3 separate regions of the Mus musculus genome follow, and all the other regions are linked to region 1. Evidence: chromatin loops called from intact Hi-C (ENCODE). Cell type or tissue: heart. All regions are shown on one strand. Links, peaks and the distances in the headings refer to the core of each region. The heading gives the core; the rest is flanking DNA.

Region 1 (11,101 bases), core at 3,686-8,685:
AGAGGTCAAAGTTATGCAACAATGAAACATTTTAAACCATCAAGACATAAAATCTTACTCCAGATCTGTAACAAGAGTAGGGGAATTACTACAAAAGACATTATCAATATTAGGAAATATTTCTTTTCTTCATTGAAGCAGAGTTGATAAGCCAGGCCTCATCTGACTCGAGGGAAAAAAAATAGAAGAAAAAACTAGAGGAGACAAAAGTAAGAGAAGTAACAAATGTTAAAGCAAATCAAGTTAAATATTAGCAATAGTCAGATATGGGTTGTCTTAGCTACTATTGCATTGCTTTAAAGAGCCACCACAGCAAGACAATTTCTTCTTTTAAAAGAAGCATTTAATCCAGGGCTTGCTTAGAATTTTAGAGGGTGAGTCCATGACCATCACAGTAAGGGCACAAGGGCAGCCAAGTAGGCATGTCACTCAGCAATAGCTGAGATTACATCTTATCAGCAAGCTGGAGGCAGAGAAACTAAGACTGGTGTTGGCTTTTGAAACCTCAAGTCCCACCCCCAGTGCCACAGCCCCAAGGCCACGCCTTCTAGTCCTTCCCAAACAGTCCACCAACTGGGAACCAAACATTCAAAAGTATTAGCCTATGGAAATCATTCTCATTCAAGCCATCACAAAGTAAAGAATACAAAGGTGCTCTTCATATTACTTTATTCTCACAAGTTCTTTTAAGTTCAAAATTTGTCCCAAATCAAAAGTTAAAAATCTAGTATACTGATATGCAACTACCCATTCTCTTCAAAACAGTGCCCCTAATTACACAAGATCCCTGAATGGCTGAAATGCAGTTAGTTCAAGTTAAGGTGTACCATTAGAGTTAAGCACACTCCAAAGATTTAAAAACAAAAAATGCAAAGTCTTAATAATTTTATATGGTTCACATCTAAATATTTTAAATATACTAGCTTAAAAGAATGCTTCCAACTTCTTACAGAAATCTGTTTAACTCTTTTTTAAAATATGACTACTTCCACTCTTGGCTTACAAATGACTCATGTTTGCATTGGACAACGCTGACCCAGACATCAACCCTCAGGGTTGGATTTCACATTACTTTACAAGCTTCTGTCTCAGTATCTTTCTGCTTTAAATACACCTCTATCTCTAAGACATTTGGTTTTAAGCAACTTATGTGCCCATTCACTGCTGTCTTGAGTATCTAGCACATAACAAGTGTTATAAGTACTGCTACTTATTGTTTTCATGTTAAAGGTATTCTTCTAAGGAAGAATAACAGCAGGAGAGAGAAATACCACCCTTTCTAAATCATTGCTTAGATCATAATAACGCCTCTCCTGCCATAAAACTTTTTCTCCCTGACCATGAGCCTTTTTCACTTCCCCCTCTAAAAGACAGTATTTCCAAGGTGACCTTTCCTCTATACTACATTATTCTTTAATGACTCTATAATTTACTTTAGCATTTCACAAAGACAGTCCCTGAAAGAGAAACTGGGTCTCACATTTCTCCTGCCTCTTCCATAGTGCTAACCACACAAAATGATCAGTAAGGAGAAGGCAGAAGCAAAGTTCTTGAAAACAGAACAGACTGGGAATTTGGCCATAGGAACTGGAGAGATTGTTCGGTAGTTAAAAGCACTTGCTGATCTTGAGAGGACCAGGGTTCAATTGCTAAACCTACATGGCAGTTTACAACTGCCTGTAACTCTAATTCCTTCATTTGGCCTTCACTGGCACCAGGTATGAACATGGTACACATACATACATGCAAGTTGAACCAAAATAAGTAAAATAAGTATTTTTTTTTAATTTGGCTCTAGTCTCTAGTGGTCTTTGGAATCGACTAACTTCACAGATGTAGATAAATAATCAAGGTATCTCATTTACCTTCTTCTTTCTGATTTGTAAGACCAGAGATAAATCAAGTGACCAGCAAAACAATCCTTCCATTTACATTCTGAATTAAATACATTCTTTCTTAGAAATATTTTATATTTATCAGCAAAAGAAAATGTAATATTCTTAAATTATACCATATTCTTTAAGAAAGAAATCTCACAAAGTTTGCAAACTGCCTACTGTAGTAATGCTGATCATCTTTCTGACCACTGAGAGCCTTAAGTTCAAGTATTTCTCAAAGGATCTATGAAGAAAGAATGAGCCCCACAGAGCTATAGGTTTGAATGCTTGGCCCCTGGTTGATAGAACTGTTTAGGAAGGATTAGGAGGTAGGACCTTTTTGGAGGAGGTATGGGGCGTGGAGAGCAGGTTTTGAGGTTTTAAAAGTCTCAAGCCATTCCCAGTGTCTCCCTCTATGCCTCCAAACTATGCACTAAGATGCGAGCTCTCAGCTGTTCCTGCTGCCATGCCTTTGTTCCACCATCATGGACTCTAACTTCTGAAACCATAAGACACAAAGTAAACACCTTCTTTTATAAGTTGCCTTGTTCATGATGTTTACCACAGAATAGAAATGCAATGAGGCTATACCTTAATCAAAATATTCCTTACATACATATCAGGGTGTCTTAATCACCTTTACCATTTTCCAGGCATTTCTAACCCTCAATAACACCTTTCTTTTAGTAAGCTAACAAAAGAAGAGGAAGAATAAAATATCTGTGAAGTACCATAAGGACTTATTAGTAATGTTCAAAGATGAAGTCAGAATTGATTATACATGCAATGTCCTTTTCTTCTTTCAAAATGTTATCTAAAAAATACTAATCAGAAGAAAATTATAATAGTCAAAATGAAAGATCATCTAAAAACAGAATGTTAAGAGAAGTGAAGTACAGTTAAAAGCATGGACCCTTCAAGCAACCCTCCAAATCAGTATGTGTACTTTTAATCTTGTATCATAGTTCCACTGCTGAGAAATAAGGTTGACAGGGTAAGGTTAAAAAAAAAAAAAAAAAAGGATTGACAGTTACAAAATAAAGACTCACGTTATGCCTGTTAGCAAAAACCACCTGTTGAGTTAATAAAAACACACATTATAGGATCTAAATTAGTAATATAAATCACAAGTCTTAGCATCATCAAAATACTCTTATTAAATGCTAAGCATTCAAAACAGACACATGGACAAGACAAACTTGAACACTTCAAAGAGATGCAAGGTCCTCTCCTAACTTAGTCACTCCCCACTAGAGTAGCCTCATCTCCCACCCATCCCTGAATACTGTCTCACCTCTTAAACTTAACCCTTCATCCCCCCCAAGGATCCCTTGCTCCTTTTATGACCCCATACTTTTATAAATGCTATTCCCTCTTCCTGGCATGTCCTTCCCTCTCAAGCTATAACTATGTCCTCCTTCCCAAAGCTTATCATAACTGCCTAACAACCTCCTCCAAAGTAGCTCCCAGAGCACTCCTCATTCTTCCAGTTCACAGCACTGTAATTACTTTTTCATGTTCACCCCGCCAACCAAGTTCCGAGTTCTAAAGGGAGGGCTACATCTTATTAAAAACCATTTCATAGCTCCTAGCATTATACATGGATCCTACTGAAGCTCTCCACTGTAGACGAGAACATTAACTATGAGAGACATTTCAAACTTTCCTATTGAAGGATAGATATATCCATATATCCATATATATGTGTATATGTATATACATATACATACCATGGTGGATCTCAACTAGGGGCAATTTAGCCCCTAGAGAACATTTGGTCTGGAGATAGTTTTGCTTGCCTGAAGCAGGTACAATATTAGAAGGAATGTAGCTTATCATTTACTCAATAGAAGGGATGGATGACTTTAGCTACTGACAAATGCACAAAGCCACCCCTACGATAGAACGACTTACTCACAAGTATCTCTAGTTCCAAGGCTGGGAAGCCCATTTGTCAATCTGATGTATTCAAATATGATGATTCAATAATATATTTCAGCAATAACCACAGTAAATACCATGTTTCCATTTTGACAGAAACTTCTAGATCAGATAAACAAACAACAATACGAAGAATGATCGTCATACAATCCCAGGTCTTCAGAACTGAAAAACCCATGTTTTTTGAAAGCCAAACTGTTGCCACCAGAAGCAACTCCCAAATCAGAAAACATTGTTGATAAACTTAAAAGCAAACCACAAACTCCTTTTCTCTTGGGTAACTGTATGGGGGGGGAGGGGGTGCACTCACGTGTGCGTGTGTAACCTGAGGTTAAGGTAATCAGTTCTCTTAAGCAAATCAAGCCATCAATCATGCACAGAAGCCTTTGCTGTTGAACAAAGCAGCTGATGGGGAGAGTAAAGGGTATGCCCTTGCTTGCTACCAAGGTTCAGCTCTATCAAAGTTTCAAAAAAACTACCAAAAACGATTGCAAAAGGAAAAAAAAAAAAATCCAATGTCCCCACAGAGGGCCAGAGCAGACGTTAACTATGTTTCCTCTGATGTATGACCAGATGACTTCAATGTTTCACAGAAGCTGTCTAAACAGAATCTTCCCTTCCTGTGTACTGGCTGACTCAACCCTCCTTGGCACATTTCTTAACTAAATGCTACACATTCAGTAAGTTCTTGTCCTTTGAACTAATTCTCCTACTCTCTAGGTAACATCTCTTTACATTAACCAGCTGCAGAAGGGAGCGAATGGAAGCTATCCAAAACACTTGAGTAGGCAACTCTTATTAGAAGCGATTTTAATTATGTTATTCTAGGAACTGGTACCTAAACAAAACATCTACGGCTTTCCAACGCTCTTACCTTTTTACCCTCAAGATTTCCCAGATTTTACATTGAGATAGCCCTGGTGGAAACTAAACTGGAGTGTATCTGCCGTTTGAGCCATTTAGTCCTGGATAACTAAAATGAGGTTCTGGGTCTTGGAGAGGAAAATGCACTTGTAATTCTTAAAAGAAACTTTCCAACAGTGAGTAATATCTTCCTTCTCCACCGACTTTGGCAGTTCAGCGTCTTCAAGTCCCAGGACTAGGCCGGGTCTCCCATGACCCTCCTGTACCGTGCAGATAGATGAGTAAGGAGGCAGACAGGCAGGTGCGTGTCGTGGGAAGGTGGTGGCACGCTGGGGCAGGGAAGGGCCCCGCAGCCGCCCGCAGCCGAGCACCCACGGGCGCGGAGCCGGGAGCGGGGAGCGGGGAGGGGCGCGCGCGGGCACCACACCCTCCAGCCCGTGGTGACAGCCCCGAGCGCGGGAGCCGAGGCTGGAGGCCCTCCGGGCTCCGGCCTGCGCCCCGCCCCACCCGCAGCCCGGCTCCGGCAGGACCAGCAGGCCTCGGCGCACGCTGTCACCGGGCCTAGCGGAGCTCTGAGCGCCCCCGCCCTCCAGCCCGGGCTGCCCCGCGGCCGGGCTCGGACGCTCGCGCTCACGTGCTGCCGGAAGGACGGTTTCACTCTTACCCTCTGCAAGATCCTTCGAAACATGGTTTGGCCGGCCGCCGCCGCCGCCGTCACCGCCGCCGCCGCCGCGGGGACTCTCCGCGCCCTTATGCGGGTTACTCACGACTGGAGGGCGCGAGGGGCCGGCAGCCGAGCCGGGAGGGAGGAGGGCGGGGAAGAGGCGGCGGTGGACGCGGCTTTGGCGGCCCCGACTTCCCCACAGGCGGCGAGAGGCTCACGAGCACGAGCCAGCGAGGAGGGAGCCAGCGAGCGCCCGCCTGCCGGGCCGCCCCCGTAACTGACAGCTGGGCGGGCCCGCCCGCCCGGGGCCGAGGGGCGGAGCCGCTGCAGCCCCGCCTCCTCGGCCTGTCCATCCGCGGGGAGGGCGGGGCCGGAGGGAGGGCCGGCCCGAGGCTTCGACCAATCGGAAGCGGGGCTAGTGTGAGAGACAGGCCACAGGAAGCTGGTGCCTTGGCTTCTTCCGCCGAGAGCTTGGACCTTGGGTGCCGGACCCTGCTCGGGAATGTTGAGGGTTGCCTGGTGTTCTGATGGAGAAGATGCGTGGGGACCTCACGGGTCCCGCCTGGAGGTGTCCCCCACACGGGGATGGAAGAACAGGTTTTAGAGCTAACTTCAGCTGAGCCCCAGCCTAGGATGGAAGTTTGCTAGCGCTCTTAGTGCAGCAACCCCGAGCCGGATCCTCCTCTTGGCTGGAAAGGCTGATTCGACCTCTAAACTCCAAGCCATTGTGGACCCGAGAAACCAAGGCTTACTTAACTGTGTTGGGCTTCCCCCTGCTTTTCCATACCCAGGTTACCCGCTTCCTTCCTGCTTCTGATTGCAATCAGAGCAACAATAAAACATGGGAGGAGGCTGGGTTTGGGATTAACTAGAGAAGTTTGGGTTTATCCTTTTGTGACAGGGCAAAGGTTTCTTCATCTTATTTCAGCTGGAGCCATCCTTGTTTTAAGCTGAAACACACACACTTTTACTAGCCCTTCCGTGGGAAAGCACCTAACTATGTTCTAAAAGCAAGGGGTAGAAATACCCCAGCTAACTTCGTGTCCTTGGCTTCTGTTTAACCACTTGCTTGCTTCCTCCTTCAACTGCCAGCTAGGATGTGAGTTTTCTGTGTTCTTTGTCTCTAGAAACTCTCTGTAATGTGCATTCGGGGTTGCTCTGTTATAAGTGTTTCTCTCCCAGGCAATTCCAGTGCTTGGGAGGCCTCTGCCAGGTTCTAGATGACTAAACTGCACAAGGTGAAACTTGGGATACTGACAGTACCTAGTGACCTGGGAGCTGAGAGAGCAATCAGAAAGGCTGGGAACTGGGGATGCCTAGATTGTGGGGTGGGGGAAAGCATTGAATACCTCAGGTAAGGTTTCTCTATCTGTAGCTAATAATCCTAGGGACTTGTGGAAAAGCTAAATGCAGTGTCAGTTTCTGAGTCGGTGGGGCCTCCAGGACGCTGTTAGGTCAGGATTGTGGGGGTGGGGGGGCTACCAGATTTGAGAACTTTGTCCTATTTTTGTATTGTGTAGATTGCTTGTGCTGTTCATTGTTCTTGAGAAATTTAAAATCATGGGTCAAAATTCTTCTACCCAGAAAACCCCTTGAATCTGATGAACTCTCATTTTAAGAGTCTCCAGAGGAAAGCTCACGAGTCTGGAGAACAGATCTCAACGGGAAAATTAACTACTTTGTGTACCCTTGATTGGTCTTCACTTCAGGTGGGCTGGCCTGCTGAAGGCTACTTCAGCCTTCCTCTTATGCACAAAGGGCAACGTGTGGTCTCTAATAAACCAGGACACCTGGACCAGTATCCCACATTCTGGCCTGAAGGAGTCCCAAATCCCAGAATTTAAAAACTTACTGACCAGATCTCTCCCCCAACACCACCATTTTTGTTTCAGAGAAAGTAAATGAAACTAAGGTGCAGGACAAGTGTTGGCCTCTGGTCCTAGCAGCACCGTCAAGGGAGTTATGCTGCCACCCTCTACACCTAGAACACCAGCCAGGCAAAAATACATGTCACCAGATCCACTGCTGAGCCCAGCTCACACCTGAAGCGGATCCTCTTATCAACCCCAACCACCCGATCATTCTCCTATTTCTGACTCTGACCCCCCAGTCCCCTCCTGACTCCCGTTTGGAGGCCTCCTCCCCACCTGCTCTTCTTTTAAAGGCACACCAGGCCTCCTTGGGCTGCCAGCTGCAGGACACCCCGACCCTCCCTTTCATGATCCTTCCCAGGAGCCTCATCTTTTGCCACTCTCACCTTGAGGGAGGCTTCTAGTATGGGGCTCTTCCAGGATAGGAAAGGCAGGAGACTCCCTCAGTCTGTGATAATTTATGTTCTGTTCTCCACTACTAATCTGTATAACTGATTCTGCAGTTGCAAAACCTCTCTCAAAAGCCTAGGACATCAAATAGAACAGGGTCTATCCACATTAGAAAATCTATTAACACAGTGGAAGAACAGGAGGAATCATTCGCTGATGTGGTTTTGCAGTATGGCAGGGGGCTCAACCAACTGCAGAACAAGGAGGTTAAGAGAAAAGTGTCATTTCTACGCAAACCACTCGGGAATCATTAGAGATAATTTGGTTACACTCCAAAGGAAAAAAAAAACAAAAACATAAAAACATTGCAGAAAGAGAAAGAACCCAAAATCGGGGAAAACAAAGAATGATTCCGCTTCTCATTTTCAGGATCCTCCTAGCTAATAAGTATACTGCCAGCCATAGCAGTGCCTATAGCCCTTCTGCTCAGGCTAATTATTGCCTTAACTGGGTATATTAGATCCCAATATAAACAGGTACCCACACAGAGTCGAGAGTTTGACTCGAGAAGTGTGATGCTTACATTATGCTTAAAGTTTACTATCTATAAGGGATTCGAAAATAAAAATACCTCTAGCCTGAAGAAGCTATGCTCAAAAACAAATAACTTCCTGGAATGTTAAGTATTCCTGTAATTGCTTGGTCTTGTATAATTTAACAGAAACTATTGTTCTTGTAACAGGCCACAATGCTAACCATATTTTCCATCTCTGTAAACCAGCTTTCCTTGCTCAAGATAATCAAAGTTGCAGGACAACTGTTTAATAAATTGAGCTCCTGCTTACACACACAGAATTCTAGCACATAGGCAAGATATGTGCTAACAGGTAACCAGAATGTAACCATATAGTTTTTACCTTTATAAACTCCTGACTAATATGGCTCAGGGCTACCTACATCTTGAGAAACCCAAACATACATGTAGTTCTGGTGCCCATATCTAAATAAAGCCTCCTCTTTGTTAAAATGTGCTCGTGGTCTCACCAGTGAATCTCTGGACAACCCTATTCCCCTAACACTAGGAAAGGGGATAGTAACCTCTTGTGGTTGTTTGCTGTGCCCCTGTTCCCAGGAAAAAATGACTTGAGGCTTTACTATATTTACAAACACCTTGGCCATACGTTTTGGGTAGTTCTCTGACTAGCTCATAACTTAATATCCCATTTCTTCTAATCTAAGTTCTGCCATGTGACTCATTACTGCTGCTCAGCTTTCATGTGTCTGTCTTCCTTCATGTCCCAAGACAAGTCCCCTGTGCTTCTTCCCCCCACCCCACCCCCACAAAATTCAATCTCTCCACTGGATGTCCCATCTTCTATTTCCTGCCTAAGCTTATAGGTCAATCAGCATTTTATTAACAGGCTCTGCATCCCTACAGAGCACAAGAGTTTCTCTCTACAATAACCCACTCATTCTTGGTCATGCCTGATTTCCCCAGCCCCCTTTTGAGATAAGATCTCTTACATAAACTGAAAATCACTATCACCTCTGATCAAACCCAGACATATAAATACCCAGCAAAATGTTGGTGTCTTGTACTTTGTGAGAAAAAAATCCTCTAGCTGAAAGCCCTACCAACAATCAAATAGCTTGACTAGCTCTCAGATTTACAACAGACTCCTGGAAGTATGGGCAAAAATTAACCCTGGGCTTGCCCCAACTCCAAATTCCCACAGTTGTTCACTAGTTCAGCTACCATGGTCCATATTCAAATCATACCCAGTGACTCTAGAAACAAAAAGGGGAATTTTGCCCAACTTGTAAAGACAGACATCCTGTGATTTAACCTGAAACCTGTCACCCTGGAATATACCTCTCCTGCCTGTGATTTAACCTCTGACCTCTGATTATACACCAGTCCAAGACCTGAGGGAAGTGAGTAAGAGGGTCAAGAGCATCCACTCGGTCCTCAACCTATACACTCACAAACCTGATTCCTCCAGAGAAACAGATGTACGCTGCCTTGGACCTGAGAAATGAGATGCTGGTCAACCCAAACTTGCTTCGGAAAGGACAGACCCATTGAGAGGCTGTAGTGGGCAACTTTCTTGGACCAAGTTGCCCCAAGGATTTAAAAACTCTCCAGCCCTATTTGATGAGGCACTAAGCTCTGAACTTTTGCCCTTCCATCAGAAGTTTCCCAGGACCATACTCTTATAGTATGTAGATGACCTCCTCTTAGCCTCTGAGGCCAAAATAGCTCATAAAGGAGTCACTGAGGGACTGCTGCAAAAGTTAGAGACCTTGGGCTACAGTGTATAGGCTAAGGAAACCCAACTTTGTAGTTCAGAGGCTACCTTTCTTGGTTACCAAATGAAGGGAGGCAAAAAGGATCTTGCCTCAGAGTATGATTGCTGCCATCCTTCAGATCCCAACCCCCAAAATCTAAGAGACAGGTTTGAGAATTCTTAGCTGTGGTTGAGCATTGCTGCCTCTGAATACCAGAGTTTACAAAAATAGCAAAGCCTCTGTATACCAGCACACAGGGGGCACCCAGCTGCTAATCTGGACTAAAACTGAACAAAAAGTATTTGATGCTTTAAAAACAGCCCTGACCTTGCCTCCAGCCCTAGTACTTCTGATGTCTCAAACCTTTTTTTTTTTTTAATCTATTTTTGTTTTGTTTTAACAAAACAAAAGGCATTGCAAAGGGGATCTTAATCCAAACTTTGGAGCCATTGAAAATGCCCTGTGACATACCTGTCCAAATGATTGGACCCTCTGGCCTCAGGATGGCCCACTTGTCTAAGAGCTGTGGTACCTATTGATATCCTAGTGAAAGACGCAAACAAGTTAACTCTGCGTTAGAATCTTATACTCACAGCACCTTACACAGTTGAGGCCCACCTCTAAGGAATACCAAACTGCTGGCTATCTATTGCTCTGTGACCCATAACAGGCTCTACTCCTGGACTATCTTCAAGTCTAGTTTGAGAAACCCATCACTACCAATCCTGCTACCTACCCTCTTACCTGATGACAACCTGCACATGCTCGTACATGACCATCTTAAGGTAACCATGGTGGTCTAAGGGATCCACTCAGATGCAGTGAACGCCCTTCTGGAAGATCCTAATGCAGTCCTTTGCACAGAGGGGAACAGCTTCATTAAAGATAGAATCAGGTACTCAGAGGCTACAGTAGTTATTTCAACTAAGTGATTTAGATCTAAGCCTTAGGAACAGGTCTGAAAGCAGAATTGATCATTCTAACCCAAGTTCTCAGATGGGGAAATGGAAAGTCCATCATTATGTACACAGTCACTGTGAGTTTGCTACTTTGCATATCTGTTGTATGATCTATAGAGAAAGAAGGCTCTTCATTACTAGGGGAGGAAATCTTGGACTTCCTAGATAGTACTAGGCTTCCCCTACAAGTTGCTATTCTTCACTACTGAAGACATCAAAAAGATGATTCCCCTAAGGCAAGAGGTA
Region 2 (11,101 bases), core at 2,376-7,375, 90 kb before region 1:
GCTTCCTTCTTCAAGGAGCTTCTGTCAGATGTTTTGTCACAACAATGAGGAAGATGACTAATACACGTGGGGTCAGTTCCTATCATAGTTACTGTCTGCTCTAAGGCTCAGACATTTGAGGATCTGAAGTAGTGGAAAGGGCTACGTTTCTGCCTGTTAGTTACATTTGGGGATATGGTCCTAGGGAAAGGGAACTGACACCATCAGCTACGAAGGCTGAGGATCTGCAGGGAGTGAGAACTCGTTCAGCAGACCTAAGAGAGGCCCCAATTCTTACTGCAGGCGCATTTCCCCTGACAAGGAGCCAGGTAATGCAAGCCAGGGAAGGACCTCTGCCAGTCAGGACTGCACAGAACACATACTTGTTCTCTGCTACTCAGGCAGCCGGTATTAAGTCAGTACCCTGCATAAAATGGTCCTTATCACAGAAGAGTGGCATGTGCAGCAGAAACTGTACAGGGCAGCTGAGCAAATGCGCACCACCAAATACACAAGAAACCGATGTAAGACCTTTGTAAAATGCGTGACATGGCAACTGGCCTAGATGTCACCAAGATAACTTTTAAAAAATTCTTTTAACAATAAAATGTACTGTCCTGGGTGTGTGTGGGGGGAGGGGGTGGTAATAGGTTAGTGTTGAGTACTTGCCTGGCATGCATAAGACCCTGAGTTTGATCTCAGCACTGAAATAAACATGTTTCAAAAACTACTGTATAAATCTACTGCAACCATAATTGTGTAATAGAGGTTCTGGTTCAACAGGCTTGCTAAAACCAAGAAAGCAGTAGTACCCCCTAAGAAATGCTGTAAGAACCACCAAAGTGTTACTGCTTTATAAGATTTTAAATGCATGGACTCTAGAATTTTAAATGTACAAAGTCCATTAATTTATTAGTTCTTTAAAGACCAGATGAAGTCTTCATGACAATGTCAAGGGACAATGCTGTGCCCTGTGTTTGGACATCTACTTACACACTCCCAAACTGTACTACTGTGCATGCCTCGCTCACTCAGCACTGCTTACCAGGGATGCTCCCCTGGTCCACCTCTTTTCCTATCTTTATCTTAGCCACACACATGGCAATAGGCGAATCATTGAGTAGATCAATTACCAGCCCTGACACGATTATAAAATTCTAAAATCCCTGTGGTTCCAATTATTTTTATTAAACAAGCCTTCCCATACTCCTTTCAAACAAAGCCTTTATATTAGCTCTTACTTTTTCTGATGTCTGATAAAATAGCATAAAAGTACTGGGATGAGAAGAGTTAGGCTTAATTCTGTATAACCCCACAATTTTCACTTCACTTCAGAAATACATTTATATTATGAATTTGAATTGAATAGTGAATTCCACTTCTATTTTTCTGGACAAATAATAGCATAGATTATAGCCAACAGAAATACCCAGTGAGCAAACTATTTCATAAATGATCCAGCAGATGGGGCTAACGGCACAGACTAGGCCAGTCTGGTCAACCCTACTGGTGTCCGAGGAGACACTGTAAGGCTGAGGTATACACTGACAGCTACAACAGCTATGACAGAAAGCCTTACACAGGCAACTGTCACGCTGTAGAATGCTTTCTTGTCTCCCTTCGCTCTCACATTTGAGATCAGCTCACTGAAGCAAAAGAGAAAAAAGGCTGACAAAAATAGTTATCTGGTGAATAGTAAAGAAGGAGGGCTTCGAGTAAACCAACAGCTCTTCCAGTCACGGTTCTGCTCTGCTGTCAGCCGGCCTGCCTCACCTGCCAAAGGAGTGTCACAGCAGAGGCTCCATCGCGCCTGCTGTGAAACGCTCCCTAGGCCTGCCCTATGCTTTCTCATTTGTGCAGATTACATGGAAGCCCTTCAGTGGCTCCTCACTGCCTTCAGCTTACATGCAAACTTCTCTGCAAACTTCCCCTGCCTTGTTGAAAAACAAACAAACAAGCAATTTAACAGTAATAAAATGACCAGTTCTAATTTTTCTTTTTTTAAAGATTTATTTTCATTTTTTATGTGAATGTATGTTTTGCCTATGTATGTATGTATGTATGTATGTATGTATGTATGTATGTATGCCTTAACATCAAATGCGCGTGGAGCCCACAGAAGTCAGAGAGAGCACCAGATCCCGTGGAACTGAAGTTATGTACAGGCAGTTGTAAATTGCCATGTGGGTGCTGGGAACCAAACTTAGGTCCTCTGGAAAACACAGTAAGTATCCTTAGCCACTGAGCCACCTCTCCAGCACCCTTGCCTCCACACCGGACCCCACCCCCTGGCTAACCTGCCTCCTGTTGCTTTCCTTTGCTTCCCCCAGTTTCCTGTGTCCGTGTGGACTGATCCCTTGCCCTCCCCTGGGCCTGCTAAGAACTTAGGAACTGCCCTCTACACCTTCCATTCTCTTAACTCTATCCTCTCAACCAACTCACACCCAGTTACCAGAATTTGTGGAGAAAGGTATTTTGTAATTAATTTAAATGATTTTTATTTGTGTGAGCTCACACACATGTGCCTGCACAGCTAATGGGAATCACAGTCCTACAGGAAAGCAGATCTCCTAGAGGAGAGAGAATGCTTAACTGAATATCCCTACTAGCGATCTAAGCTTCTTTAAAGATGTCCAGGTTAAAATTTCATTTTTCCTCTCTGTTGTACGCTTTGTTGCTGTTGTTATTTTTATCTCAAATATAAAATCCAATTGTTTTTCACTAAGCATTTAGTATACTTAACAATTTGGAGCCTCCATTTTTTAAACATAAATTCCACTCCTGGTTGGCTCTGTTCAGTTCCTCCTATCACCAGACATCCTTGTAAAGACTGTATTTCCAAATTCTACCTATAGTTCAGGATCTACTCACATATCTAAGTGGCCTGGTTGCCCACAAGAGCCCATGAATACAACACAAAATATATACAACATTTTACAAACATAAATTTTACAGTAGTGCACTTTAAAAAAGGAGATAGCATATATTACCATGACAAGAGGGTGGGGGGTGAGAGGGGAGGAAAGAGAGACAGGGGCAGAGACAAAATATTGGGGGAAAGAGGCAAGGTGCTGGTCCTCTGTGTGTAGGAACACAATGTTCGCTTTCCTTTACAGAAAGGATATGCCAGTGTTGTATAAAATTTGCTACCTTGTTATTTATACCTTTCATTTTAATCAACATGATACCTTATTTGACCATACAGTATTATTAATTAAGGCTATATTTAATTGGCCTGATTTTAATCATTAAGCATTCCTGTAAATTAGAAAGCTGACAAAAATATAGCACTAAGAGCTTGACCATAGTAATGCACTTGCATTTCCCAGAGTTGGCTTATAACCAGCCTCTCTCCAAAGGTACTCTCAAATGAAGGCTTCAAAGGCCTTAAAAAGCTAATACCATAAGATTCGCCCACATTATTTCACTGAGTTTTTAATGTGTGTGTATATATACATATGTGTGTATATATTTATAGCTCATCTCATGATTTTTGTCATAAAACAATCTAATTTTTAAAAAGGAACATTAAAGGGGTAATTTAATAGAATATAATACTTCACAGATATTAACTTCCCTTGCTCATTAGGCAAGGGAATTATTTCCTGAGCTTTATCCCATACAACAGTTTACAATACCTTAAGGTCTTGCCTCGTGGCTAGAAGTTCAGACTCTTTGCCATAGAGGTCGGACTGCAGCTGTTTCAGGTCCGCCTGGCACTTCTCGTAGTTGCTCTGCAGCGCTGACAGTTTTCCTTTCTCTGCTGCAAGCTCCTGGGCTGCCTGTGATGACTGCTGCTGCAGCTTATTCTCCAGCACTGTCTAAAACATCAGTAGTTTTTTAAAGGAGAATGCAAATAAGAAGTCAGTCAAATATAAGATGAAACTTATACAACTAAGACATCTGAGAAACCCACTACACTGTATTTATGGCCAAAAATTATATTTTAATACAGAGCAACATATTTTAAATTTAAAAAGTCAGAGAATTACCAAACCAAGAAGTCCATACTATTTAAAATGCAAATGCAATCAAAAGAAAAGAGAGATGTTCTCCGAGGCAGTACTAGGGGCTTGTGCTCTCGGAAGCCAGGAACAACGATGCTGGGACAGAAGACACAGTGCTAGATTTCCTGAGTGACATTTTAAGGCTGAACTAAGAGAACTTCTACATAAATTAAGAAGCCACTACTGTGCTGACCTGAATATGTAGTTTCTACTTTTGAAAACGCAAAAGTAACTCTGGGAACTTCTATAAGTCATCTTTATTAATATCAGGACAGAAAATAAAAGTTTCACATAAGTTCAAAGTACTCTAAAATCAACTTATCTTCAAGAATATGTGGGAGAGATATAAAATTAAGACATATTGGTGCTGGAGAGATGGCTCAGTGGTTAAGAGCACTGACTGCTCTTCCAAAGGATCTGAATTCAATTCCCAGCAACCATATATAGTGGCTCAAAACCATCTATAATAGGATCTGACGCCCTCTTCTGGTGTGTCTAAAGACAGCCACAGTGTACTCATATACATAAAACAAGTAAATAAATCTTAAGAAAAAATAAGACATATTTAAAATATGCCTATGTAATGGGAAAACATGCTTGGCTTTTTAAAAATAAATATTCTACCTCTGCTAACAGTTGTGACAGGCTCAGGAGGACGGAGTCACTGGGACAAACAAGAGAGTGGAGAACGATGCCAAGGAGGACATACTAGGAGGAACGAGCCCCAAGGACTGTGAATTATGGTAATGTACTGTATCTTTTACAAAGAACTAGAACATAAAGAAGGACTTTAGAGCTCTCAACATGAAGAAATGCTTAAAGGAAACAGAAATGCTAATATCTCTAATTTCATCACTAAAAATTGTATACAAGTTTTTAATCTTATATTTGATTATTATCCTTAGAAGCCAGTTTGCTTTCTAATGAGAAACAGAAAGGGGGTGGATCTGGAGGGGAGGGAGGTGGGAAGGAGCTGGGAAGAGTAGAGGGCAGGGAAACAACAATCAGGGTATATTATGTGAGAAAAAAGCTACTTCCAATAAAAGGAAAAAAAAACGTACACAAGTATAGAATTATCCCTACATCCATCCTATGAATATATATGTAGTGTGTTAATTAAATAGCTACTGGTGAGTTGCTCCACTCCAGTAATTCCACATTCAAGTTTATGCCAGGAACCTAATTAAACTCAGAAGTCATTTTTAAAAAAGAGACATGATGTCTTCTTTCATTAATGTTGCTACATATATAGATGCATATAATGAAAAATGAGCAAATGAAAAAAAGAGCAAAAAGGTATATATGGGAGGCCTTGGGGGAGGAAATGAAGGGGAATAGATGCTGTAATTATCTCAAAAAATAAAAAAAGGAAAAAAAGTTAAGTAGTGTAAGAGCTTAAACAGAAGTGGTGGGGCGTGGTGGTAGTCGGAGGAAGAGAACAAGGGATCTAAGCATGGTCAAGAGCACCATATACATAACTGCACTTGCTGAAAAGTAAAAAGGACTTAGCAAAAATGTACAGAAATTACACCATGACAATTATATTCCAATTTCCGATTACATATGAAAGCACAAAAAGACTAATGTCTCTCCATGGCCCTTGTTTTTAGAAAATTATTTGTATGGAATGTAGCATAACAAACACCTGCTAAAGATGAAGCTGCATGTGTGCTGTTTCCGATCTTTATTCTCTTTACTCTAGTTTCTGGCAGCCGACTCCTAATGACATGACTGTTTAGGTTAATCTGTAGACTGAAGGATTGCACCTTCTTCTCTAAAGACCATCTATAAGAATGAACAATGAGGATGCTCACACTCAGCTATTGGATGGATCACAGGGCCCCCAATGGAGGAGCTAGAGAAAGTACCCAAGGAGCTAAAGGGATCCGCAACCCTATAGGTGGAACAACATTATGAACTAACCAGTACCCCCCCACCCCCCACCCCGGGAGCTCGTGTCTCTAGCTGCATATGTATCAGAAGATAGCCTAGTCGGCCATCAGTGGAAAGAGAGGCCCATTGATCTTTCAAACTTTATCTGCCTCAGTACAGGGGAACACCAGGGCCAAAAAGTGGGAGTGGGTGGGTGAGGGAATGGGGTGAGGGAATGGGGTGAGGGAATGGGGGTAGGGTCTGGGAGACTTGAAATGTAAATGAAGAAAATACCTAATTAAAAAAAAAAAGAACGAACAATGAGAAAGATCTTATTTTGTTCAAATGTTTTATACTAAAACCAGCCTATTCTGTTAACTCATTCTGGACAAGATGGGAACATGTTTAAGAATGAAAACCAGCATATTATCAATAAATTGTCCCTTCATTCTTGGAAGGAAAAGCATTGATTTAATATACAATGTCAAATATACTATAGGAAATCCGACCTTGCTGCATTTTTAAATACATCCCACTTCATGGTTTTGTCACCGTTTCCCCACAGTAAGAATGATTTACTGCACTGTCCTTAAACTCTTCTAAGACAGTAGAAATGTGACCTAAGTAATTGCCCCAACAGTAAACATCACTTCTATGCATTAGACTAATGATTATCAAAAATTTAAATAATAAATTAGTTGATAATTCCAATGAACATTCAGTCTTAAACCATGTATCAAATATAGGCTTTATATTTAACATAATTTTAAATATGTACAAGTTATCTATAATGCAACTCTCATTTTAATATTATCTGAATGCCCACATATTTCTTTCTATAGGAGCAGACTGTTATTATTAATACCTTTTGTGAAACAGCATTTTTAACCTCTCCTTGAAGCGCTTCAATTTGTTTTTTCTTTTGTTCAGCTGATTGCTTTAGCTGATTTATGGTCCCCTGAAGCTGTTGTTCGTCTTTCTCCTTTTGCTTTAATGTATTTTGAGCCTGTGAGACTTCTCCCTTGACTGAATTGAGTTCTATCTTCAACTGCTGAGAAGTCTGAAAGAAACTGAAACTTGTCAGACTCATTTATTCATTGAAAACACATTTTCTGAGTATCTGCTATAAGATACACAGTACTTTTCAGAGAGATTACTGAGCCTTTGGCCACCTTCTAAGTATGGCTTATCTCGTAGCAATTAGTGACATGAGCTAGCTGGTTACTGTGAAGCAGCTCAGGAATATCTATCTCCTGGTCACTAACACCGCCATTGTTTATGTGCTGTTAGGTTTTGTCAGGTTGACCTAAGCTGGAGTTTCATCTGGGAAGAAGAGCTTCAGTTGAGGAACTCCCTCCGGACTGGCCTGTGGGCAAGTCTGGGAGGCACTGTCTTGACTGCGACTGCTGTGGGCGGGCCCTGCCCGCTGCGGGTGCAGTCACCCTGGCCAGGTGGTCCTGGGTATGTCAGAAACAAAGTGAGCAAACTTTGGGATAAAGCAGAGAAGAGCACGTCTCCACTGACTCTGCTGCAGCTTCCCTCAATGATGGGCTGCGATGGGATACGTAAGCCAAATAAATCACTTCCTTCCCGATCTGTCTTTGGTCAATGTTTTATCACATAAATCAAAAGAAAACTCGGCAAATACACGAAACAAGTCATGTTTAAGATGCTGTTATTTTTTCAATTATAATGTCCTTTAACCCTATCTAATCAAAACTCTTACAGTTAGCTGATTCAGTTTTCTCTTTTTCTTAACTATATTTTTCTTTATTTGGCCCTTACATTTTAAATGATTGTTAGTGATAACCAGAACACAAATAACAATTTAAAAATAAACACATGAACCATTTTACTTAATAGAAATAAATGTTCTCCTTTTTTTAAAAGATTTATTTATCTATCTATCTATTTATTTATTTATTTATTTATTTATTTATTTATTTATTTATTTATTATATGTAAGTACACTGTAGCTGTCTTCAGACACTCTAAAAGAAGGACTCAGATCTCATTACGGGTGGCTGTGAGCCACCATGTGGTTGCTGGAATTTAAACTCAGGGCCTTAGGAAGAGAGCAGTCAGTGCTCTTAACTGCTAAGCCATCTCTCCGGCCCCATGTTCTCTTGATTTCTGTATCGAGGTGAGAAAAATTTGAAACTACAAAAGCTCATTATATTTTACATATTTGTAGTAAAATAACACTGTACCTCTTTCTCTTATATTCTACATATTTATAGTAAAACAATGTGTACCTCTTTTATTATATTCTACATGCTTATAGTAAAATAGCACGTACCTCTTTCTCTTTCTCGAGTGACTTTTTCAGGTCCTCCTGCTCCTTCAGGGCACTCTCTGCCTGTACTTGAAGCTGATGCTTTAATTCTTTACAAGCTTTTTCCTAATAAAGAAACATCACACTGAAAACATCTGCAATGACTTACAAGTGATTTATCGGTTTAAAAGAAAAACAGAATGAACTAAACCAACCCCTACACACATGCCAGTTATGGCATTTAAATAAGATAATGACTTCTACCTGAGAAAAGAAATGTAACAACTAACCAAATCTAATACAGCAGCTTTTCCTTTCTGATTTTCTTTCTCAAATTCACTTTTGGAGTTTTTTAAAGAATCCGAAACTTTTGACAGTTTTTCTTTTGTTGTAGAAAGCTCGGCCAGGAGTGCGTCCTTCTGTGCCTTCACTGCTGTCAGCTCTGTGACCGCAGCTTGCATCCTGTCCCCCAGCTCCTTGTGCTGTGTCTTTGAATCTTGACTTAACTTTTCAAATTCTTGTTTCAAGACGACATTTTCTTCTTCTTTCTTGGTGAGGGTTTGTTTGATATTTTCAAGGATTTCAGATTTATTCTGTAGATCCAGTTTTGTACAAGATACTCTGGATTAAAAAAGAATTTTAAAAATTAATGTAATATAAAATTTATCAACCAAAATTATTTATAAGTGATTACTGAGTCTTGAATTTTTAATATGGTTCAGAAGAAAAAGTAAAATAATTTTAAAAACACTGAAATTTGCCTTAAGACATCTCATTAGATGCACGCGGTCTCCTCAGGAAGGGCCAAGTTAGTGACATTTCCTAACTTAATCAAGTCTGGACCACCACCATTTACTCATCAGAGAAATTCAGGTAACAAATCCTAGAGGGTCTACAACAACGCGCGCACACACACACACACTGAAACAAAACCACACTTGGTGACTCTCTAAAGTCGGTGTGAACAACCAACACCTTAGGGATGTACAGTGGGAGGCCAGCTTACACTTCCTCCTGCTCCTGGAGCTCTCTACTCAGCTCTGCATTTCTCAACTCCAGGTCTGTGCTCAGCTGCCTCTGCTGCTGTAGACTCTGCAAAGCCTGTTCCTTGCTGGCTTTAACTTCAAGAGCATCAGCTTCTAGTTTCTGTGGGTGAAGTACAGCATTCATTTGAATTTTGACAATGCCTAATGATTATTATAACATTTGGTCTGCATACAAATTGTTAGTGACAATATACAAAATAGCTATAATGCATTTATAGAAATCCATTCTGAAACCACCACTGAATGAGAAAATGGTTCTAATTAGGGTCTGTCAGATAATCTAGAATGGGCTTTTTACATAAATCAGTGGTTATTTTTAAAATTAATTATAAGAGAATCAATTTAAACATAAATATTAAAAATGCAAATGTTTGTCAATTTAAGTTAGAAAAACAAAACTAAGTAACAGGTTATTCCCATATCCACTTAAGATATATTATCTATGTATATGCAGTTAACAACTACAAAAATAACAAGATATTTAAAATAAAATTGAATGGATTTGTCATGTACTCCTCAAACTTATACCTACTGATCTTAAATATACAACACTTAAAATTCCTGACTTTGCTTATTAAGTGTTTTTGTTAATTATATCACTGTTGTTTATACTGTACCAGGCATCTCATACATATTATATGTCTGATTTTTTAAATTTATAAAATCAAGCTACTATATATAGTTTTAGATAGAAGCAATGTGCTTTCATTTCATCAGTGTGTGTGTGTGTGTGTGTGTGTGTGTGTTCTCATGTGTGTGCCTTTGGGGAGTGTCTACAGGTGGAGGACAAATACCAAAATTGAGTGTCTTTCTCAATCTCTCCATTTTCTTTTTCTAAGATAGGGCCTGTCACTGAAGCCCGCTTGGAGATCCAGATAGGCTGGCCAAACGTGAAGTTCCAGGGATCTTCCTTTCTCTGCGTGCCCAGCACAAACACCACAGGCCCTTTCCATCATGCCTGACATCTTATGTGGGTACCAAGTATCCAAGCTGGGGTCCTCCTGCTTACACGGCGGGGCTTTACTGACTGAGAAATCTCCCGAGACCTCAGTTAAGTATTTTTAAAATGAACCCCCAAAACATAGACATTATACATGCCAGTGGGGTACCTATAGTGTTATGCTTAAATCAAGTTAGACATATCTCATTTACCTTTGCTCTGTGCTAAAAACTTTCAAAGACTCATTTTCGTACCTTTTTGAAATGTATAGAATAAGGTGTTATCTATAATCTAGTACTGTGCAACAGCACCCCAGAGATTCTTGCTCTGATTACAACTATTTCAGAAAGGGGCCCAAGTAAGACTTATCTCTGTTTACTCTGTTTTCTGTAACATATTATCACCTATTCTTTTGAACCAGATCTAATCTGTCATTACTACTGCTGTTGGCATTTTAAAAGAACCACCCATAAATAGAATTGTAAAAGCCATTCTTTTATATTATACTGGTGTAGATGCCCATATAGAACACTCATCTCATAATTCTATAATCATACAGCTTGCATCAACTGATCATGGAAGTATAATAAACCTAAGGGTTTTTGTTGTTTAACTGTTAGTATTTCCAGAACAAAATTAAAGTTTCCCTGATCTGTCCAATTATTTCACCTTTTAGTAAACCAGCACCGCACTTAGAATTATCTTAAAGAAAGGCTGAGCTTATGATTGTCAAAAATGCATTACTAAATTAGACGCAAAGTCCAAAGGATATGGAAAGTTTTAAAAAGAATAAACACCACACCATAGAAGAAATGTTAGATTAGAATAATATGTAGGGAAATGGAAAAATCAAAGGGGAGAAGACATTCTATAACAAGACTTATACTGTTTGGTGTCTCCTGGGATACAATTTCCCTTTACAATAAACTAGCACTATGTTAATTTTTACTTATAAAAGCCACCCATTAATGAAGGAATTGAA
Region 3 (11,101 bases), core at 2,601-7,600, 77 kb before region 1:
CATGTGCTCTAAATCCGTCATTGTTACTCAAAAAGTTTTGTATTGGGGATATTTTCAATGTCAGATCTTTTGGGTAAGTAATGGTCAGCCTGAATTTCCTTAGTGGTCCACTTCCTGCTTACAAAGTTTTAAATAACAAGGATATTAACAAATCCTCATCATGCAAATGCTAGAAATTGTTTATTGTTTCATCTTTTTGATGTTTGCTCAGGAATTTTGTTAGTAATATTTAGACAGATAAAGAGCACACCTTTATGTGGTTGCTCTTATAAATATTTTCACATTATCATTTCCAACTCTGATCACATGCAAACATTTTTCCAGATGTAAGTAACATGCAAGTACCATAGTTACTTACGTATGATTTCATGTGTATGAAGGGAAGTATTAGTATGTGTACACCAAGCAAAACATCACCAGTCTTCCTACCTGTTGTTTATCCTGTAACGCATGTTGAGCTGTGTCCAAGTGATTCTGAAGATCAGCTCTCTGAGCAGCTTTTGCTGCTTCTGCTGATAGTAATAATTCAGTTTTGGCTTTAATCTGTAACAAAGTTTACAAATTTTTAATTCTATATTTAATTGTTGACTTTCCTTTCTTAAGACATATTGATTTTATCACAAAAGTATTAAAAATTAGGTGCATTAGTAGAAAGTAATAATTGAGACACTGAAAAGCACATATGTGAAATCTCCTAAACAGAAGTGGGTGAGGGAGAAGACTCCTAGTGATGGCCACCTGACAGCAGGAAGCTGTTCCTGTGACACCAACCCACAGTGCTCTGCCCCTTGTGAAGGAAACAGTACCAGGAGTTGGGATACTAGGCTGTGATCCAAGCATGTTAGAGGCAGAGGCAAAAGGATTATGTGCTCTATTCTAGTCTATGTTACATGCTTAGATCCTATCTCTAAAAGACAAATAACTTGTATATTTTTTTCTGAATTATTTTTCAAAAGGACACATCTAACGTCTACCAGTATCACAATCAACTGAACTACGCCATTTCAAGTGGTGGCTCCAAAGATCAAGGGTTTCAGTATGGAGTCCAAACAATAAAACTAAAAGTACATTTAAAATGTACTCTTTCCAGATAACTTCTCATATAAAGAGTTTTCCTTTGATGATCATTAAAAGTCAAGAAATTACATATTGAAAACGTCAGGCTTTCTACTTTGAACAAGAATCAAAGGAGTTAAGAGTTATACTCTCTTTATTAAAAGTAATAAGTACTGAAATAAGTTTAGCACAAGTCACCTCTAATAAAAAAAGCAAAAAGTAGAAAAGATATAAATATATCTGAAATTAAAATGTTTTTAGCAGAGTGAAAATGATACTCATTTAGCTAAGTGAATACAAAAGATGTAAACTATCCATGTTAAGGGTAATTTTAAGCAGAAAAAAAACTTCAAATAATTAATATCTCAATACTTAGTCTGCAGAAATAATGTTGGATAAGGTATATCTCTATACTGAGTTCAAATTAAAAACTAAAGAAAGCTATACTTAAAATAACAGAAGTAATCAACTCACTGACAAAGAACTCATTTTTGTGCAATCAGCTTCATTTACATATAGCAGTTCATTTATCCAATAAACTAAAAATCATGAAATGCTTCAATATATATGTGGCATATTTTCCAAAATCATGTAATCCGTGAAGACGTAAGGGAGCTGAGTACTGGCTGCACCATCATCTCAGAAGATGGGAGGATGGGAGGATGGGAGGAAGACCCACCTCCAGGCCCTTTACATTCATGAAGAGTGGAGACCTGGCTACTACTGCAGCCTACACTGTTGGACGTAGGCATTAAAGCCCTTCCACAGTAAGCTCGCTCTAACAACAGGCTCCTGGGTACTCGCAGACACTGCATGTGCTAACTTACCTTCACACTGTGCTGACAGTCCTACCAGGGAGGACCTTGAAAGTAGGAATCAAAAGTTACACTACAGAAATCACCTGTCCATAGGGAGAAAGAACAGAAATATCTGTGGACAAAGAAAACCTCAAGAAACTACATAATTTAATTTGTGTCATTTTCCACTCAAATGTATGCAAAAAACACGTGTATGGTCTAAAACGATGTTTTATACATACAAACTCATGGCACAGCATATTACCTGTATGTCAAGCTGCGAGACCTTCTCCTTGCTTTCATTTAACTGACTGCTTAGTTCACTGACACTGGTTTCCAGAGAAAGAACACGGTCTTGTGCAGCTCGAAGATGTGCCTTCTGTTCCTGTACCTGGTCATGCAAGTTCTCCTCGGCTTGTTTATGGCTTTCCGACTGATTCTTCAGCTTCTCCGTCAGTTGAGTTAGCTAGTACACATGCAAGAGTCTAATTACAAAGTTTGCAAACCACAACAAAAATGAAGACACTCAAACCAAACTACCCTCAGAATTCTGAATTGCCCTATAACAGGTAATTGCAAGGTTTTTCAAGTAAAAATGTTCAAACCTTTCATAACAAGCCAGTATAATAAGCCCAAATCCTAGGAACATCAAATTCAGCTAGATATTATTATTTTTAGATAATCTCTATTTAACTAGAGTTTATATGCAATAAAACTCACCTAACTTAAGTATCAAATCTGAGATCTGATAAGGTGCACACTCAGTAAAGAATGTTTCCCCTACACAAAGCTATTTCACATGGGCCCTGTAGTCACCCTCGCCCCCGCAGCTCCCCACTGACCTGATAACAAAGGGCTCCTTGCCACTGTCAGTATCTCTAAGCTCTCAGACAAATTATACTGTTTTTAGGTTGACTTTACCTTTGTAATGTTGTATTTTCAAAAGCATACATTTTAAAAATGTAGATGAAACCTAATTCATCTGATATTTCCTTTCATGTACATGGGAGGTTTTTTAAATCTACAGATGCATTTTAATGAGTCATCCTCCTCACTACTCTCAGCCAGCCTATGAGATGCTGCCCCACGGAGACGCGGGTCTCTCTTCTCTGCTTCATTTTGAATGCTTCCAACTGTCCTGCTTTTCTGTTCATTGATGCCTTTTTCCAGTGTTAGTTTCTACTCAAGTATTTTACCCGTTTTATCTTTAGCAGTTCTATATGGGTGTTCTGCCCATATAGAATATATAGTTCATGCCCACTTCTAGTCACATTATTATGGTTTGTCCTTCACACCCATAATCACTAGAAGGTATTGTAAAGTACTTGTCTGATGAGGCCTCATCAGCTGAGTTTGTATGTGAGATCTCAGTCTTAAAACAAAACGGAAACTAAGAAAACAACTAAACAGGACATGTGGCAGGAATTCATGTTACACTCTAGCTCCCCAATTAGCACCTACTATTACTTAATTTTTCCAAAACATCAGATATAAAATATTTTCAGTTATTTATTTACCTATTTTTAATAAAATATCACTAGATAGCCCTAACTGGCATGAAACTTGATATGTAGACCAGCCTAGTTTTGCACTCACAAAGATCTGCCTGCCTCTGCCTCCCAAGTGCTAGGACTAAATATGTGTACCACTGCACCCCGCTTCAGTTAAGATTTTTATATATTTCTATTAAACTGTTTATATATTTTGGAATAACAATTTATTAAAACTATTAGGAAGCTTTATATTATCCAAAGACAAATACATTATCAAAACATAAATAACCATTGAGTTTTAAATATTATACAATACTCAGTAATAGCAAACATTTGATTCTAACATTTAACTTATTAATTCATCACTCATTTCTTTTTTTAAACATCCTAGGACATGAACTACACACATCTTTTATCAAAGCACTGTACAGGCCTTCAATACATAGTGACCTACCTTGATGATAAATATATGATATAAAAAATAACATTTTAAAACAAGTAAGAAAGGTCAGGATCATGAATTTCCTTGACAAACAGCTGCCATAGCTCCCGGGGACTAGGGTAAAGTTAGAACCGTCAAGTTCACAAGCATACCTGCTGCTGCAGTGCATGATTTTTCTCTTGTAACTGGTTAAGAACAGCAGTCTCTCCTTCACCGGCCTGGATTTTTGCATAAAGATCTTCTCTTTCCTTTTCTAGTAAGGAAACGCTTTCTTTACCCTTCTGCAGCAAGGCTTCAAGGTTCTGGATCTTTTGGTCCTTATCTCCAATCTGACGTAACACTTGCTCCAAATCATTCTAAAAGAGTTAAAATTACTATTTTAAGAATGGAAAATTTAAAAAGTTATTCCTTAAACACAAAATGACTAATTGTAAATTTAATTGTTCAAAGTATTAGTCCTACATCTTAAAACAATTACATTTTCTTGTAGCAAATTAATTAAAACCACGTATTTAATAAGTCTACATTATTTATAAGCATAAATTTAGCAAAACCATTTACACCACCTTTTCCTGAGACTCTGACCTTATTTCCTACACTGCTGGCCCTTTTCAGACACATGGGACTCACTCAGTGACAACCCTGGCTCACTCCTACCTCCGGGCCTTTGGACTAGTGACCACTGCCTTAAATGTTTCCTAACACCCAAGTGATTCCCTCCCTCCTCTCCAAATGTTTGCTCAAGTGTCACCTTCTAGGTGGAGCTGTCCTGCCCATGCATTTCCACCCGTAGCCTTTTGCAACAGTCTCTATGCTGGTTTCTCTACTGTACTGCACTTAGCTCAGCACAGTAGAGCTTAGTTATTTCTCTCATGTTTATTTACTTCCTTCTACCTCCCACTACAACATAAGGCACAGAATATAAATACATTGTCTTTCTTCTTCATTAGTATATATCCAAGACACATGACACTGTTGCTCTGAAATAAACACTGAATGAAAACAACCAGTGCAGCTGGGTGTAGTGTGGCAAACACCTTTGATCCTAGCACTTAGGACACAGAAGCAGGTAGATCTCTGAGTTCCAGCCAGGTCTACAGAGTGAGTACCAGGACAGCCAGGGCTACACAGAGACCCTGTCTTACACTGGCCCTCCCCCGGCCCACCCCCACATCACTGCACTCTCACACATATATACTTATGCAAGCTTACTTCTATGCCCAGTAGGACTCCTCTAAATCAGCAAAGCCCTCTTCTTCCTCAATATCCTGCAATAGATGACATCTGCAACATCTACTTTCTACCCAGAATACAGCCCCAGCTTTACAGGTAGGCCATGCAGTGTTAGCGGCAAGTAGGCACCAGCATCTTGAATGATTTAAAAGTTGATCACTGTCAAGTGGGCTTCTCATTTCTCTAAGCTTCAGTTATGAAGAATGACACCACCTACTTGCTCTCAGCTTTTGCTCCGGCCACCAAGAACTCCTCTCACCACCTTTGACTACTCTTCTGGCATCCAAGTTCCCCAGGGCAAAGCTTTCTGCAGAAGTCACGGTTTTCATTCTCCATTGAAATCAGGTTTTCCCTTCCCGGATCCTGTTTACCCATCTCCCTCTCTAACCGGCCATCAGACTAGTCCTGTAGGCAAGCAGAGGAGGCCGCCTACCCCTGCTTTTGTCACTGCCATCCTCCTCGTAGATAAGCCTGTGCTGGTTTGGAAGTGTGGTAAATCTCCAACCCAAATAAGCCCAAGCAATGAAAACACAACTCGATTAATCTGAACACAGGCTTTGCACCTAGATTGGGCAGATCTACCACTTCACTACTATTTTCCCCATATAAGAGACCCCTTAGAACTTGTGCTTTCTCCAGTCCAGGTGCTTCTGCTCCACTTTCCTTCCTCCTCCTCCTCTGTCATCCCCACTTTCTTTCCTTTCCTCCCAAAACCTTCAGCTCCACCTTCCCCTCTCTCTCCACCCAATCACTGGCTCTAGCCTTTATTTACAAATTAAGGTGGGAAGCAGGTTTACAGGAAATCACCTGAGTGCTGACTCCTTCCTTGTTCACAGCCCCTCCCAGGAGAACGGAGTTACCATCATCTATGATTAGCCCAGGGCTGTCTGCAGCATTGCCACCCTTGACAGTTTATTGCTACCTGTAAATCCCTGAAGTCACTCAAGAAGTAAGACTTGATGATTTAGTCTTTGTCTTATTCTCAATTTCTGCAAACTTCCCACAAAATATAAAACACAGACAGAATTAACAGTGCACTCTCAACATTCATATTAACTTAATTCCTCACCAGAACTCATTCTATACTGCAATCACACAAGGATTTTGCAATAGTCTGAAATCAGGAAAACTAAAAAGTATGACTGTCTTACTCAGTGACCACAACTTCCTATCTGCTGATTGCATGACCTCATCTTCAATGCCTATCACTTCAGTCTCCTTCCAGCTGATTCATGTTAGCCTAGCTTTTCTTTCTAAACCTCAAACTTTTCTTGTAGTTCATTTCCTGTCACCTCAAAATACCCCAGACAACCACCCCACAAAATACCAACTCCAGATCAGTACTGCAATCTGTCCCTTTCCTCCCATACTTCTGAAAAGTGCTAGAATAAAGGCACAGATTTCCATAGAGTGTCTGAGTTCCACTCGCCAGTAACCACACAGAATAATCATCTCAGTGGTTTTATTTCCAGCTGTGTCTCCACCTACAGTTAACTCTGAGACACCAGGTAAGAAAACCCTCTTAGCTGTTGACCTCTACCAAAGTTTTCATTTTCATTTCTTTCCTACTCTTAACAGTAAAATCCCAGGGTAACCTACAGTTATACAATCCAGCTTAACCCCCATCGCCTTGAAATCCTATCAGGTGTTCATCTCTGCCAAATTGTTCTTACCAAGGCCCAAAACCTCCATGTTGCAAATCTAACAAGTATCTCAGTTTTCTTGAGCTAGGAAAAGAAATATAAACTATTTTTACAACTTAAATGTAAATTATATGAAAAGCGGGTAGAAACTAGAGGAAAATTTGGTTTAGGAAGAATTTTTGAGAAATAAAGAGATATGTAGGAATAGGTTTCTTGTTCATGACACTTATTAAAAAATGCTGGAAGATAAGTGACTAAAGGAATCAGATGATAAGACACTATGGTACCTCCACAGTGGGCAGTATATGTGGGCTTATCCACTGAAGCTCGAAAGACAGAAGGAAGTGTCAAGGGTCACATTCAGACAGAGGAGGCAAATATGGGCACAGGCAGACACGGTGCAATAGGAAAAAGAATAGAAAGTCAAGGTAGATCACTTAAGAAAAAAATCTCACATATCAGGATGTAATTGTAGGTAATAATAGGCCAGGATCAGCCAGGCAGGGATTCAGAGCTGGGAAGAATGCTGAAGCTTCAAGTAGTTACTGAGAATGTTAGAGTGAGGACGTCATGTCAACAAAACCCACTGAGATGATGATTCTGTGTGCTTACTGACGAGTGGAACTCAGACACTCTACGGAGATCTGTGCTTTTATTCTAGCAATTTCAACTGGTGCCCAGGCAAAAATCCTTAGCCATCCTTCCCTTTCCTCCCCAACGTGTTTTCTGGTCATGAAGTTTTGTTGCCGCATTAGAATTCCAAACTAAGACACCAAGCAACCCTGGCATGCACAGTAAGCCTCACACAGCACTTGCATGCCTCCCACCCTGACCCTCCTTCTGGATGTGACTACGACACTCAGATAGCTGTGCATCCTGCTTAATTACCATGGGCGCTGTTTGCACCATCAGCAAGCATCCACGGCAGCAGGCACTTTGTATGTTTTATGCACAGCCATAGATAGACACAGAATCAGTTCCCTGGCTGAGAATATGGCTCAGTACCGAACATATAGAGGCAATACTATTTACTGATTAAACACAGAAGGGATACATGAATCCAGGATTCTGTCTCTCTCTTTGTCTGACTCTTGTGTCATTCATTCATCAAACTCAAAAAGGAAAGATTACTTACTGCAGAAATGCCTCACTGTCCCCACAGACACCACAATTATCCCTATATACACACACCACTAGATTGCATCCCAAGAGGGCAGGCACTGTGCCTCTATATGTTCGGTACTGAGCAGTGTCTGACATCCAGCACTCGGTAATATCCAATAAATGAAAGAAAGAAGGTATAAACAAATATGAAAGGCAAATTCATTTCAAGCCTGTATCCTCTCTCACAAAACAAAACTAAACTTCTTTAACCTTCTAAGCCATGTAATAATAGAATCTGTACTAATTTAATCCAATCATTATATTTTCTTTACCTAGTTCCAGTGTTCAGGTAATGCTAAGAAGTAAAAGGTATGATCAACACATGCTACATTACATTGTAGAACTACAAAACTGTGTGTGCATGAGTGTATATGTACATGTGTGTGCACATGCATGTGGAGCCCAGAAATCAACACTGGCTGTCTTCCTCCATGGCTTCACCACTTTCTCTTTGAGACACAGTCTCTCCTGAGCAGTGATTAGCTAGGCCAGAGCCCTCCACTCTTCAGTCCTGGAACCACAGGTGAACTGCATGCTACCACACATGGCTGTTCACTTGGGTAGCAGGGTATGAGCTCAAGCTTCAGGAGCTGCTGCATGCTTGCACAGACAACACTTAACCAGCTGAGCCATTTCCCATCTTTAGATCAAATTAGGCAATATAATAAATAATGTTATCTAATAAATGTAATATACCTGAATACTTTATGAATTGCATATAAAGCAAATGTTTACAATGATTTTAAAGTACTTTAATTTTTACTTATAGAAATAAAGAGTATGTTCTAACTATCACTTAATATCAAAAGAACTCATCATCAAGTATTTTGCCTTATGTAGTTCTATCCCTACAAAAGAACTGAGGCTCTGTTCCACTCTCCTTAGTTTCCACTTACCTGAGCTTCTCGGAGTTTGGCTGTAGCACTTTGCTGTAGAGCTTGCTGTTCTTGATGCTGTTGCTTTGATTTTTCTAACTGATGTTGTAATTCAGTGGAATTTGTTACCTTTTCCTTCAACTTAAAAAAATGTAGACTGTTAGCTGAGTGAGAACTTAAGACATATTGTGATCATATTAAGCATAAGTATCTGGTATTATGTCAATTCTCAAACTGGAAAAGAAAAAATAAATTCAAGCCATATGGAAAAGTCAGCTTTAAAGCAGTTTCTCGATTTTCATTATAGAATTATAATGTCATTATTAAGAAGTCATCCTCTACCCACTAAATCTCATCCTAAGAAGAAGAAAAATCTTTCTCCAGACTGGCATTAGTTCACCACTGAATTTTTGTATACCACTATGCTAAAGTAATTAATATACAACTATGTGTAACAATAACCTAAATCAAAGTATCTGCATTTCTTTTACTTTTTAATGGTTGCATTTATGGTATATTAGGAAGGAATACAATCTGTTACCACATTTAAGACATTTTGTCTAAAGAAAAATCTATTGCTGAATTAACAAATTTTAAACTGAGTATTTGTCCAATTCAATAAAAGTCAAAATTCAATCACAGCATTTACTTTAACCGTATAGCGGTGCCATTAGAGCAACTACAAATGTTTCTGGGGTAACATTCAAACAGATCATTTGGAGGCATTTCTTTTGCGAGGTTAGGAGTTGAACTTAGGACCTGACACATGCGAGGCAACCTGTATCACTGAGCTATATTACAGACCCAAAATGGTTAACTATTAGAAATAAAACCGTATTTATATTTATAAAATAAGTCGTGTTTACCTGCTGCTAATGACCCGTACTGGGTACCTGCTGCTCTCGTTAGGAGGCGGCTCTTAGTAAGAAGAGCACAGCAGCCTGAGAAGCAGCCAAGGACGCTGCTCATGAAAGCTAAAATACAGTTTGGGCACTTCCAGGGACAACTTGGAGGAACACAGTAATAGTAAAATGTGTAATTTAAAAATGTACTGAGTGAGTAGGATCTTCTAGGTGGGGAGAAAGAAATGCTGCTGTGATGTGAACAATTACAATTAAAGTTCCTGACGCAAAGACGAATGTCACCATGTTTAAGGTACTTCACGTCTTAAGTCATCCGCTAATATCAGCTCAGTTTCAGATGCTAGCTTACCTGCTCCTCCAGACGAGAGAGCTTGAGCTGTAGGTCAGCCACCTGCTGCTCCTTTTCCATCAGCTTCTCGCTGGAAAGCTGCCGCTGTTCCTTCAGCCTGCCGTGAGCTTCCCCCAGTTGGCGCTCGGTCTCCAGAAGTTTGCAGTGTAACTGTGGAAGTATGCCCATATATGTAAGTGGACACACACAGCACCACCCACCTTACTAAACGGTATTTTTCACCAGGTAACTGTATGCCATCTTTCCACTGTATATCCCTTCACATCTTATTCTACAGAATAACTAAAACTACAACTGAATTCCAGTCACATAAATGACAATAAGTCACATATAATTATGAGCAAGCAGTGCATATTTTGTACCTGTTTTCCTTTTCCCTTGAGAACACAGCAGTCCTGAGTTGAGGCGGTAGTAACTGAGCAGTTTAAGAGCACTGTCTGCTCTCCCAAGGAATCTGGGTTTGACTCCCAGCACCCACATGGCAGCTGACAATCATCTGTGACTCCCTCTTCTGGACCCTACAGGTATCAGGCACGCTTGTGCCAGCAAAATACTCATATACGAATAATAATACATTTTTAAAAATACAGGAGATCAAGGTGAGGGATTTAAGTTATAAAATGAAACTTAAAAATTATGACATTCAAGGCACATTTAGACACATTCCTTTGAACTTCCCATGACGATTTTTGTTACTTTTCCATAGTTAAGAACTACCACACTTGACTTAATTTTTTTAATTATATTTTTAAAATTATTATTTAAAGTTTTATTTCATTCGTACAGTTATTTTGCTTGCATGTGTATCTGTGCACCATGTGTGTGCCTGGTGCCCAGGAGGCAAGAAGAGGGTATCGGATCTCTTAAAACTGGTGTTAAGGTGGTTGTGCGTTGTCAGGTGGATGCTGGGAACCCAACCAAGGTCCTCTGGAAGAGCAAGCAGTGTTCTTAATGACTGAACCTGGTCTCCAGCCCCCAGACCATACTGAACTAAAGAATAGAGAACAACTTGAATTAACTGTAACTGCTACAAGCTCCTATGCACCCTGTCCCGGGCACTTCCTGTTAACTGTCAGGCGTAACCCCATGGTGGTCTGTAGGAACGTGCCCGCTGGTCTCACCTGGCTGACTTCCCCCTGCAGCTGCAGCCCGTGCTGTTCCTTCTCTTCCCGCTGCTGCTGCAGCT

What was found. Hi-C counts contacts between places; a loop is a spot of excess contacts. Peaks named below come from ENCODE experiments on the same cell type or tissue, not always from the same donor. Only the 100,000 strongest peaks of a DNase experiment are listed, where the experiment ranks them.
Region 2: a loop joins it to region 1, with 2.0 times the contacts of the local background. A loop is called at or near these places in 3 of 42 quality-filtered maps.
Region 3: a loop joins it to region 1, with 1.9 times the contacts of the local background. A loop is called at or near these places in 2 of 42 quality-filtered maps.

Annotation. Positions count from the first base shown.
Region 1 is chr10:95,935,218-95,946,318 of GRCm38, reverse strand. It overlaps Eea1 (early endosome antigen 1), which reads right to left and starts at 5,656. Exons shown (of 29, transcript NM_001001932.3): 1 at 5,347-5,656. The coding sequence starts at 5,370. In heart, for the core only: a CTCF peak has its summit at 5,588; a DNase peak (open chromatin) is centred at 5,668; H3K4me3 peaks cover 2,576 bases; H3K27ac peaks cover 2,006 bases.
Region 2 is chr10:96,024,210-96,035,310 of GRCm38, reverse strand. It overlaps Eea1 (early endosome antigen 1), which reads right to left. Exons shown (of 29, transcript NM_001001932.3): 18 at 9,140-9,279; 19 at 8,424-8,754; 20 at 8,158-8,259; 21 at 6,724-6,918; 22 at 3,618-3,800. Among named protein-coding and RNA genes, the nearest start is that of Eea1, 89 kb to the right of the region's middle. In heart, for the core only: a CTCF peak has its summit at 4,471 (motif pointing left); no DNase peak of the experiment used is centred there.
Region 3 is chr10:96,011,049-96,022,149 of GRCm38, reverse strand. Eea1 (early endosome antigen 1) reads right to left here. Exons shown (of 29, transcript NM_001001932.3): 11 at 11,037-11,101; 12 at 9,916-10,065; 13 at 8,725-8,844; 14 at 3,941-4,144; 15 at 2,119-2,319; 16 at 430-543. Among named protein-coding and RNA genes, the nearest start is that of Eea1, 76 kb to the right of the region's middle. In heart, for the core only: no CTCF peak of the experiment used is centred there; no DNase peak of the experiment used is centred there.